Linked DNA regions of Homo sapiens: all the other regions are linked to region 1. The links are chromatin contacts, found by Hi-C or POLR2A ChIA-PET in ENCODE. All regions are on one chromosome and are shown on one strand. The core of a region is the stretch at or near the end of the contact, and the rest is flanking DNA. Distances in the headings are between cores, read along the strand shown.

Evidence for each region. A loop is a pair of places that touch in the nucleus more often than their neighbours do. ChIA-PET counts read pairs that join two places held with the same protein, here RNA polymerase II (POLR2A). Pooled maps may share reads with other maps.
Region 2: a pooled map shows a loop between it and region 1 (2.3-fold over the local background). The contact joins the promoter of CFAP144 here to the enhancer-like site in region 1. A Hi-C loop is called at or near these places in 1 of 168 maps with a recorded cell type or tissue (IMR-90) and 1 of 50 pooled maps. POLR2A ChIA-PET finds 5 or more read pairs at or near these places in 2 of 52 experiments (H1 and RWPE1).
Region 3: a map of Caco-2 shows a loop between it and region 1 (5-fold over the local background). The contact joins two enhancer-like sites. A Hi-C loop is called at or near these places in 1 of 168 maps with a recorded cell type or tissue (Caco-2). POLR2A ChIA-PET finds 5 or more read pairs at or near these places in 9 of 52 experiments (H1, HepG2, PC-9 and 4 more).

Annotation. Positions count from the first base shown.
Region 1 is chr1:43,071,804-43,075,724 of GRCh38, reverse strand. No RefSeq gene overlaps it. Among named protein-coding and RNA genes, the nearest start is that of CFAP144, 74 kb to the left of the region's middle. RefSeq lists a silencer at 1,789-1,838. Within about 2 kb of position 1,929, at least 3 of the 41 ENCODE cell types and tissues checked have a DNase peak (open chromatin) inside an H3K27ac peak, as active enhancers do.
Region 2 is chr1:43,145,814-43,149,734 of GRCh38, reverse strand. CFAP144 (cilia and flagella associated protein 144) reads right to left here and starts at 1,831. Exons shown (of 4, transcript NM_001101376.3): 1 at 1,651-1,831. The coding sequence starts at 1,783.
Region 3 is chr1:43,006,483-43,010,403 of GRCh38, reverse strand. No RefSeq gene overlaps it. Among named protein-coding and RNA genes, the nearest start is that of SLC2A1-DT, 49 kb to the right of the region's middle. RefSeq lists enhancers at 629-1,336, 1,337-2,045, 2,046-2,753 and a silencer at 1,522-1,816. Within about 2 kb of position 1,648, at least 3 of the 41 ENCODE cell types and tissues checked have a DNase peak (open chromatin) inside an H3K27ac peak, as active enhancers do.

The DNA.
Region 1 (3,921 bases), core at 680-3,179:
GAAATTACTTAATGGGTACAATGTACACTATTCAGGTGATGGATACACTAAAAGCCCAGATTTTGCCTACTCAAAATATCCATGTAACAAAACTACACTTGTACAACCTTAAATTTATACAAATTAACAAAGAATAGGGGGCCAGGCGCAGTGGCTCATGCCTGTAATCCCAGCACTTCAGGAGGCCGAGGCGGGTGGATCACCTGAGGTCAGGAGTTCGAGACCAGCTTGGCCAACATGGCGAAACCCCATCTCTACTAAAAATACAAAATTAGCTGGTGGGTGCCTGTAATCCCAGCTACTCGGGAGGTTGAGGCAGGAGAATTGCTTGAACCCAGGAGATGGAGGTTGTAGTGAGCCAAGATCGCGCCACTGCACTCCAGCCCGGGTGACAGAGCAAGATTCTATCTCAAAAAAAAAAAAAAAAAAAAAAAAGAAGAATAGATATCAAAAACACCAAAAGAACTGCAAGGTTTTGCCAGTATACATTTTGCAAGGCTATACTAGTAAAAGCCTGGGAAATATTTAGGGAAGTGGATTACAAGAGTGTTATACCAGAGAGAGAGAAAAATGTAATTTTTGATTGCACTGAATTCATTGATACAGATATGTTAGCTCAAGAAACTGATAGTGGCTATAACAGCTTACTGGGCTGGCTAACTGAAACTTGGACTTAATGGTGGCCTATATTACATTAAGGAGAAAGGCCAAAACATCCTTGGTACACTATAGAACAAGATATCCAAAGACAGAGAGCTAGGAATGTCAGTCAGTAGGGACCTCTAGAAGCAGAATGCATTTACCTGGTGGAGTTAACAATACAACTTCACTTTCTTCACTCAAAGCTATATCAACTGTCCAGCCCTCTATCAAACTCTAGCCTGCTAGGACCTAATAATTTCCCCATTTCATAGGAGATCATGCTGGCCTACTACACGATAAAATCATATTGATTGGACTAGGTGAGTATTACTTGATACCCTAGACACGCTGGTAAGACACATATATACCAGATGGTATGGAACAAATCCCAAACAAAAACTAAGGAATCTACCACCTTAGTGAAATTTCTTGCTTCCAGAGCTCTCTAGCACATCAAAATATCGTTTATAAGGTGAACATGAAAATATCCCTTGTAAGATTAAGGATAGTTGTTGCATCTGGCATCTCCCATCACAAAGAAAGAAGCATCACATTAGATTTTGGAGGCAACATGGATCTCATTTGGGCATGCCACTATGGCCTATTTACTGAGTGAGCCATAAGGGCTGCCACAATGGGGCAGTGTGGGATTCTGGAAAGTTTCCTGGTTTCAGACAGGTGGATGGCGGGGTCGGGGGAATCTTGAGCCTATTTTCTCATAAGTAAAATGAAAATAAATACCTTCCTTGGAAGGCTATGGTACTGTAAAATGAGGTAACAGGTGAAAAAGCCCTTTAAAGTACACATCTTCAGGTGTTGGCTGTACCACTCTGCCATTTGATGCTATGCCAATGACAAATTTTTTCGGCCCAGAGTAAAAATTATTCCCTAAGAATTGCCAAAAATCCTATTTTTTCTATTGAGTTGTATCATAGATACAGAAGAGCATATGAAACATTAATGGAGAGTTTAAAGAATAATTATGATGTAACACCCTTCTAACTAGCACTTGAGTCAGAAATAGAATATTGTCAAAGTGGCCACTAACCCTGCACTAGGGCACCCAGATAAGGAGCAAGTAGGGGCTGAAATATACCAAGCTTCTACCCAGAACTGTTGGGTGAAATATGCACCCACCACCACCCCCCGTCCCGACTCTAAAAGGACAAGCTGGGGTATTCTGAGCTCCTTCCTCCCACTTTTACTGTGGAGCAAGCAGATTGCTAGCTCTCCTCCCTTCCAGGACATATCACATATAGAACACCAGGGGGCGGCAACTCCCCACAGATGTTGGTACCTGGGACGACAACGGCTAAACCAAGGATGAAGCAGCTTGACTTTCTACTCTTTTTTTTCTCTTTTCCTCTTTTCCATGTCCCTCTACTGCTCTGCAGGCCTGCATCACACATCACAATGGCACAGTGCAAAGATTCATGGCTTTAGTAACAAGGAGAGCTACGTTTGAATCCCAACTCTACCACTCACTACCTTTGACCTTGAGCAAGTGACACCATCTCTCCAAGCCATGGTTTCCTTATCCGGAAACATAGAATACAAAAACAGTACCTACCCCATAGGATTGTTGGAATGATTAAGTGAGATAATGTGGGTAAACAGCAAAACATTGTCCAAATATTAGTTGTTTTTAGACATCATAATTAATCTAGGCCGGGCATGGTGGCCCAAGCCTGTAATCCTAGCATTTTGGGAGCCCAATGTGGGCGGATCACCTGAGGTCAGGAGTTCAAGACCAGCTTGGCCTACATGGTGAAACCCTGTCTCTATGAAAAATACAAAAATTAGCCAGGCGTAATGGTACATGCTTGTAATCCCAGCTACCTGGGAGGCTGAGGCAGAAGAATTGCTGGAACCCAGGAGGCAGAGACTGCAGTGAGCTGAGATCATGTCACTGCACTCCAGCCTGGGTGACAGAGCGAGACTCCGTCTCAAAAAAAATAATAATTAATCTAATTTGATTATCACCAATCCTGGCAGGCAAGGTAGGTAAACACGCTTCCCAAGTTTCAGATAAAGAAATTGACCTGCGGAATCATGATGATAATGTGGTTTCATTTCCTTTTTGTTGTTGTTGGGTTTTATTTTGAGATGGAGTTTCGCTCTGTTGCCCAGGCTGAAGTGCCGTGGTGTGATCTCAGCTCACTGCAGCCTCCGCCTCCTGGGTTCAAGTGATTATTTTGCCTCAGACTCCCGAGTAGCTGGGACTACAGACACGTGCCACCATGCCCAGCTCATTTTTGTATTTTAGAGATGGGGTTTCATCGTGTTGGCCAGGCTGGTCTTGAACTCCTGACCTAAGGTGATCCACCCACCTCAGCCTCCCAGAATACTAAGATTACAGGTGTGAGCCACCGTGCCCGGCATGGTTTCATTTTCTAAGACTCTCCCTCAACACTTTTGTCATCATGACAGCTTGCCTTGAGAGACTCATTGATAACCCTTTGGAGATATCTGGGATTCTGAGGCCCAAATACGTTATGTGTGCTGAAGGCCACATAACCAATCAGTGGACAAGTCAGAAGCCAAAGAGCCAGCTCACTGTGCTCCCAGTCCAGGGATGCAGCCACTTCGCCACCACCTCATGAATTTTGCTTGACTGCTTACTGTAGAATCCCATCTGTAAGTCTTATCTTCCTGCCTAGACTGTGAGCTAAAAGAGAAAAAAAAATTCTCAAGGAATATTTATTCTTATGGAAAAGCATTTATGCTATGTTACTAAATGAAACAAGGGATTTACAAAACACCTTGTGCAACATGATCCCAGTATGTATTTACGTATACTTGCAGAGGAAAAAAGTAGAAAGTCATGACACACAATGGTAAAAACATTTATCTCTGTGTGGTAGAATTACAGGTGATTTTTGTGTTTTTCTCTTACATTTTTGCACATGTTTCTAGGTTTCTCCCATGCACATGTTTTACTTCTATGATCAGAACTAATATCCGTGTGTGTGTGTGTGTGTGTGTATTACACTATTTCAATTGTCCATTTAGAAAATTACTACATTAAGAGTCAGAGATCTTGGGCTGCCTTCCCCCAATAATTTATCGTGACTTTGCACAAGCTTCTTAACCCTCTGAGCCTCAGTTTCTCCACTGGAAATATGAGAATATCACCCCTGTCATCCCATCCCCAGAAGGCTCCGAACCTCCCCTGTCTGGCTGCCACAAATCGTTCCCCCTTCTCCTCAGCCAAGCTGCTGAGCAGTCACAGGACACCTGCCTCTGTTTCCACTTCCCCATCCCATTAATTAATCCCTC
Region 2 (3,921 bases), core at 582-3,081, 74 kb before region 1:
TAATATTTTCTCACTTTATTCCAATGGCTCACATGCTCAAGGGACATGAGCTGGGAGGCAGCATTTTCCCTAGAGAGCATGAAGGTTGCCTGAAGAGATTATTTCCATTATTTGGAATGGACCGAGTTTGAACGGCTTTGGACACTAATTTGCTTTCCTGAAACTAGTGGTTGGGGACTCCAGAAGAAAACCAAGTTAGTTAGAAGGAAAGTGAAGACAGTACATTTTCTCTATAGAGCCAGGCAACAAAGTGGACTTTACATATTAGGCACAGAGTTGGGAGAGGCATTCAGGAAGAAGCAACAATGTTTATGCAGGTAAAGTGGGAAATGACATGATGCATTTAGGAAATCCATGTATTTAGAAATGGCAGGGGGGAAAGGAGTGTGTGTGGGATTCGTCAGCAATGGCTGGTGCAGAGTAGGCACCAAAGTATTTCTTAAAGGAGCAGGGTAAAGTGGGGGAGAGGAGTATGGCATGAAGCTGGCAGGAACCAGAGCCAGATCCAATGCGCCTTATGTCGTGATTGATTTAAACTTTACCTCAGAGGCTATGAGAAGGATTTTAGGTGGGATTGATGTGATCTAATTGTCCTCCTAGCATAGTGCTAAGCTAGCAAAGGTGTAGGGGTTTGGTCGGAGGGGCCAGCTTGGAGGGAAAGAGAATAAGGAGTTGGGAGCCCATCAGACCAATCCAGGCGGCAAGGACTAGGGCCCTGCAGAGGCTTCAGGAGTGAGGATGCAGGCAGAGGCTGTTTGAGGTGCTACTTAGAGCATGAAAGTACCTGAGCAGAGGCAGAGAGGAATCCATATGCATGATGGTGTCTTTCACTGAAGCAGGAACAAGTGGGTCAGGGGAGAGGAATGTTAATAAACAGGACTTGTGCCTTTTTTTAAGTGTGTGGAGGGAGAGAGACCTTGAGGAGGACTCCGAGGCTTCTAATGATCATGAGATCATTAGATGATGAGAGTGAATGATTCTGATCATGAGAGTGAATCATCCGGGGCCTTTTGCAGAGACAGGGTATTCTGGAGCAGCAGAGAGTGGGGAAGGTGGGAATGAGCCTGGCTTTCCTCCTGCTGGGTCTGAGGTGCCTGTGGGTTGTCCAGGGAGGGGAGCTGTGAGGTGGTTGGGCGTGTGGATCTGAAGCTCCATTTCAGGCCCAGTGGCATTCAGGGGAAGCTGGTGTGACAGGACAGAACAAACTGCCCAAGGAGAGTGCTCAGTGACAAGAGTGGAGGGTAGGGATGTTTTATCAGGGGGCACCCCAGAACTTTCCGAAGGGCAATATCAGAAGCCTGAAGAAAAACCTTTCACTTGTTAAAAACAACCCAAAATACAAACAAAAACAAAACACAAACAGCCTGCAAAATATAATTATTTCAAAAGTAAAATAATAAAAAGCCCTACAACTTTTTTTTTTCTACAACGAAAAGATTTAATCGTGTTGCGCATGAACTTTAATACAGCGAATACATCTGATATGATGTGGCCTCTCCAAAGTCATGGTTCCTGAAATCTAGGAAAGGGGGCGGGTGCTGGGGAAAGAGTTTTTGCTGGGACCGCGTTCCCACCCCGCAACCCGGAGGGCTCCTCCTTCCCCGGCGCCCTCCCGCTCTCGCCCTTCCCCCACCCCGCCGTGCCTCTCACTCTTGCGGAGGGGATTCACGTGATACTGCGTGTAGAGTTTCTGGGTTCGTAGCTCCTTGAGGTACAGTTCCCGCAAGATCTGGTTCTGATGGACCTCATCTGGAATCACCTTCTCTTTTGGGTGTCCCGCCATGGCCTTGGGCTGCCACGCGCCCTCTTGCCTGGGCCTTCCACAGTCTCCAGGCAACGCGTCCCCGCTGTCTCCAGGCAACGGCGTCCCGTGGTCTCCAGGCAACAGCGCTCGGGTAGTGCTGCCCGGTCGGGGCGGGTCTCACTCTGCCAGCCCCTTACCCTGCCTGCATCGCCCCGCCCCGCGCCCGCCGGTCGGGATCTTATTTCGCGCCCCGCCCTATTCTGGCACTGTACTCACTTGCCCCAGCTCCTCAGGCCCGGCTGGTTACTAGAAGGTCCCCTGGATACCGCCAGGAAAGGGCTTCCCGGCAAGGGGCAGACCCAGGAGGTAAGGGACAGATGATTGGACCTCACCTTGGCCAATCATTTCCTAAAAAAGCTTTTGGAAGGAGTCAGAAACCTCTCCCACCTTAAAGCAGATGCCCAGAATCAAAACCTCACAAAAAAACCGGAGGTTTCCTCTCTGAGAAAACGTTCTGGCCAGTGTGACCAAGATTACCAATGTGATAATATTGACAGAATAAACCTTTCCTAATTAAGGAACTTGTTGACTTTATAGTTTATTTTTAATGTTTGTGTTTAAAATGCACGTAATATAATTTTACCATCTTAGCCATTTTTAAGTATTACAGTACAGTAGTATTAAGTATATTCAAACTATGTGAAACCAATCTCCAGAACTTTTTCACACCCATTAAACAACAAGTTTCCCTTTTCCCTTCTCTCCAGCCCCTGGCATTTCACTTTTTGTTTCTATGAATTTGAGTCTGCTAGATACCTTAAATAATGTAGTTTATTTTAAAAGAATCGCCGAGCACGGTGGCTCACGCCTGTAATCCCAGCACTTTGGGAGGCTGAGGCAGGTGGATCACCTGAGGTCAGGAGTTCGAGACCAGCTTGACCAACATGGTGAAACCCCATCTCTACCAAAAATACAAAATTAGCCAGGCGTGATGGCATATGCCTGTAATCCCAGCTACTCGGGAGGCTGAGGCAGGAGAATCGCTTGAACCCGGGAGGCGGAGGTTGCAGTGAGCCAAGATTGCGCCACTGCACTCCAGCCTGGGGGACAGAGCGAGACTCCTTCTAAAAAATAAAAAATAAATAAAAAGTAGGTCTAGCATAAAGAAAGAAGCCACCCCTATTTTTAGTAAGCACCTAAATACTGTCTGAAGACTGTGCTCTTCCCCACTCAGTACTTCATTCATTCATCCATCCATTCATTCGCTCAGGACACAATGTGAATTGCAGAATGGGTTTAGTCTGGGACACAGTGTTGAACAAAATTTTTAATTGGATTGTTTATCAATTTGTTGGAGTTCTTAATATATTATTTTGAGGGCTGTACATGCTGCAAATGTATTTTCCCTCTGTGTGGCTTGCCATTTTAGTCTCTTAATGGTGTCTTCTGGACACCAAAAGTTAAACGTAGTCAAATATATTAGTCTTTTCCTTTATGATTATTGCTTCTTAATTTTCATTTAAGACATCTTTTTCTAATTTGATGACCTGAGGTTACTTTTATGTTACTTTTTAGAGCAGTGCTGTTCAATAAAAGTATGAGCTGAGCCACTCATGTAGTTTAAAACATTCTAGTATCTGCATTAAGAGAGCAAGAATTAGATAAAACTAATTTTAATAATGTGATATTTAACTCAGTATATCCAATTTGTCAATGATTCAACGTTTGAATATAAAAATTATTGAGATATTTTACATTGTTTTGTCCTACTAATGTTTAAAATCCAGTGCAGATTTTACACTTCATAACACATCTCAAGAGCTCCATGGCCATCTGTGGGCAGAACTATTAATATTTAAGAGGATTTGTTGTTTTACCCTTTCTCAGTGAGATCTGTATTCCACCTGAAATTGGTTTTCGAGTGCAGTGTGAGGTAGGAATCCAGCTTAATTTTTTCTTTCCAAAGGAGTATCCAGTTGACCCACCAGCAAATTATTGAAGAGATAGTCCTTCCTCACTGGTCTGCTATGCTACTGTGTCCATAAAAAAAGTGTCCCCATTTGTGCAAGTCCATTTCTGGACTCTATTCTGTGCCATTGGTCTATTTGTCTAAGCTTGCAACAGCACTACACTATCTTAATTACCATAATTTATGTAACACATTCTAATATCTGGTA
Region 3 (3,921 bases), core at 399-2,898, 65 kb after region 1:
CAGCCCTCCGAAGGAACTAACCCTGCCAATACCTTAATGTAAGACTTCCAGCCTCCAGAACTGTGAGATAATACATTTTTGTTGTTTAAGCCCCTTAATTTGTAGTACTTTGTTATGGAAACCCCAGTAAATTAATAAAGGGAAAACTGCCACCCACCCCCAAAACAGGGGATCCTGAAGATATTTTTGAACAAATAATTTTTGTGATTTCAAATTTGGTAATGTCTTCATTATATTTTTTATTGAAGAAAATTGGGGCCAGGTGTGGTGGCTCACCCCTGTAGTCCCAGCACTTTGGAAGGCCAAGGCAGGTGGATCACCTGAGATCAGGAGTTTGAGACCAGCCTGACCAACATGGTGAAACCCCGCCTCTACTAAAAACACAAAATTAGCTGGGCGTGTTGGCGGGCACCTGTAATCCCAGCTACTTGGGAGGCTGAGGCAGGAGAATTGGACCTGGGAGGCGGAGGCTGCAGTGAGCTGCGATGGCGCCACTGCACTCCAGACTGGGCAATGAGAGTGAAACTTGTCTCAAAAAAAAAAAAAAAAGAAAATTGGGAAAAGATTAGAAAGAATGAAGGAAAAAAGTAAAAACACATGCCCTCTCCCCTTGCTGTTAACATTTTGTTGCATTTCCTCGCATATATATTTCTTTGAATATATATATTCAATATATACATTATATATGCAAAATATATGTATTCAATATATATCTATTTTTTTTTCATGCAGTTACTAGAATCTTCTTTCCAGGGCTGCTGTGATGCTCGAATGGGAGATTGGGATTGGCTCCCAGTCCAGCACCATGCATGGTAGATATTATTTATACAGTTACTGTATAAAATTGGAGTCATGCTGTTTTACAACTTCCTCTTTTCACTTACCAGCTTATCTTCAGTGTTTCCCATGTCTTTCATATTCTTCAAGAACATGACAGTTAATTTCTGCAGTCTTCAGTCTGCGAATGAGGCATAACCTACTTACCCAATTCCCTGTCATTGAACATTTAGAGAATTTCCAGTTTTTCCCAGTTATAAATAAGACTGGGATAAATAATCTTTTATTTTAGGATATGCCCCAGAAACAGAATTGCTAAGTCAAATTCTAATTCTTTTAAAGGCTTTTGTACATACTGTGACATGTTCCTGCAGAAAAGTGGTACAATTTACCTCCTTAGCAGTGAAAAAAGCACTCCCTTTCCCACACCTCACCAACATCTGGTGTTTTCACTTCTATTATCTTGACCAGTTCTATAGATAGGAAAAAGCATACTCTTTTTTTTCATTTGTACTTTGGGATTTCTAGCGTTTTCACAGGTTTTTGTATTTCTTCAGTGAACTACGTTAATCATCCTTTGCGTGTGTCCACTGGTCAGTTCCTCTTATTGTTAAGGGTTTAGCAGGACTTGAAAGGGCCGCTGCAGATGGGAGCCCACGGGCAGCTTCCTCCCCACCCTTCTGACCCTCCTCCTCCCACATTCCCATCCTCTAGAGCTTTCCTTTGCTCTCCAGGGAACCTTTGTCATTCAAACAGGCCGCTGCTTCCCAGGGCCCTGGGAAAGCCACCTCCGGAGGCCCTCTCCACTTTTGACTGCTTTCCCTCCGGAGCCCCACATTCCTGCCTCACCTCTCCCCACGCCCTGCACATCCTCCCTCGAAATTCTTCAAGGAGGCCCAAAGCCACAGGGGACCCAGCCCCTGGCCTAGCCCTAGAGCAAGAATCCCAACCCCGCCCTGCTCCAGCTTGAAAGCAGGAGAGACGGGGCTAGGTGGGGAGGAACATCTGTCCTTGGGGGAAGGCCTGGGAGAGAAAGGCCACAGCACGCGGTGGAAGAAAGAACCCGTCTTTGATGTCTTGTGAAGTCTGACGTCATTCTAGAACCAAGGTCAAATCCCAGGCCAGCCACTTTCGGGCCACATCGCATCACTAGTTTGCAGGGCTGCAGTGAAGGTCAAATGTAACTTACATGTAATGCTTCTGGAACAAAAAGTCAGGTGAACTGATTACCGCAAAGCCCCAAGGATCAGGCACGGCTTCTCCAGGAGAGATGGCCCTTGGAGAGGCCGGCTTTGCCCTAGTGGCTGGAGAGTGTATCCGGCAGAAGGGGCAGCCTAGGAAAAGGCTGGGAGGCCAGGGGTACCGGGTGTGCAGTGTGGCTGGGCATGGACACGCGAATGAAGGGCCTCAGGGCACACACGGAGTCCCGAGAGGGAAGCTCAGACATCAGCCCAGACGGTGGACGGGACTCCACGCTAGACTTGGGAGACCTCGGTTTCCATCCCTATCGGTCTCCAGCTTCACTCATCCTATCACCCACAGAAGACTTTCCTGGGCGGCCAGGCAGTATGCCGGCCCCACCCAGGACCTGGAGGGGTTCAAAGACAAGCGATCAGGGCAAAGCGGGTGCCCCAGGGAGAGTGATTAAAACTGGGAATCAGCGGAGGCTTCTGAGAAGCAGCCTTTGAACTGGGCCTTAGGGTGCGACTGAGGGTGGGGAAGGCGGCCATTGCAAGCAGGGGGGTCGCAGGGGACGGGAAGGCGAAGTCTGGCTTCTTTGAGGGTGGCCGAGCAAGGAAAGGGGCGAGATGAAGTGGGCGAAGGGCGCTAGGGCCCCGACCCCAAAAGCCCACGCAGGAGAGGGGTGCCAGAGTCCAGCTTCACAAAGACCCGCCTGGAGCTGCCGCAGCCCCAGGCCCGGGAATGTGGGGCGGGGACGGGGAGGGGAGGGGAAGGAGGGGGCCGCGGGCCGGCAGCACGTAGCGCTCGTAGGCCGGGCGCGCCAGGGCAGGTAACAAAGCTGCCAGTGTGCCGGCGGCGGGGCGGGGCTGCCCGATACCTGTCTGGCGGGGGGCCGGGGCCCCAAAGGGGAGGGCAGCGGGGGCTGCTGGGCACAGTAGGCCGCGGCCTGCGCTCTGCCGAGCCTTCCCCTGCCGCAGCCTCCCCAGCGGAGCCGCAGCCCGAGAAAAGCGACACAGTCGGTTTTGCAGACTAGATGCCCGAAGCCCAGACACTAATAGGGCCTGGCCCGGGGTCGCGCAGGAGTCGTGAGATGCACAGCTCTGTGCCAAGGAGGGCTGGCGAGGAAATCCTCACCCAGGTCCCGGCCACATGCTCGTTCGCTGGGTGGGGCGGGGAGTCTGCCCCAGGCTTCTGAGCGGAGTTGGAATTCGGATGCATGGATATTCGGGTGCACGGCTCTGCGCCCCGTAATTTCTTCTCTAAGAGGCGAGAAGAGTCCCCCTAGACGGGCTGATCTCCAAGTGGCTCTTTCCAACAAGGTTAAAAAGCAGTCTTGTCGGCCGGGCATGGTGGCTCACGCCCGTAATCCCAGCACTTTGGGAGGCCGAGGCGGGCGGATCACGAGGTCAGGAGATTGAGACCATCCTGGCCAGCACGGTGAAACCCTGTCTCTACTAAAAAATACAAAAAATTAGCCGGGCGTGGTGGCGGGCGCCTGTAGTCCCAGCTACTCAGGAGGCTGAGGCTAGAGAATGTTGTGAACCCGGGAGGCGGAGCTTGCAGCGAGCCCAGATCTCGCGACTGCACTCCAGCCTGGGCAACAGAGCAAGACTCCGTCTCAAAAAAAAAAAAAAAAAAAAAAAAAAGGCAGTCTTGTCCACATCAAAGGAAGCGAGGAGGGCTGGCCTGATGGAGGTTGGGGGCCACCAGAGCCTCCGCACCCCATCTGTGGCGTCACCGTCGCGGGTTCCCTACTACAGGATGCCTCCATGGAACTCACTATCCCCGTGCGCGTGCCCGTACGTGTGGTCCCACAGACCTGTCCACGCCTGACCTCACACACGTGCACAGGTCGGCTTGTGCTCCCCACACGCAAGAGATCCTGTCAAGGGGTGCTGGAGAGTGAACCCTAGAATGACCCTTTGAGATCCTTCTTGCTCTTCCCCCACCCCTTTCGCCGGG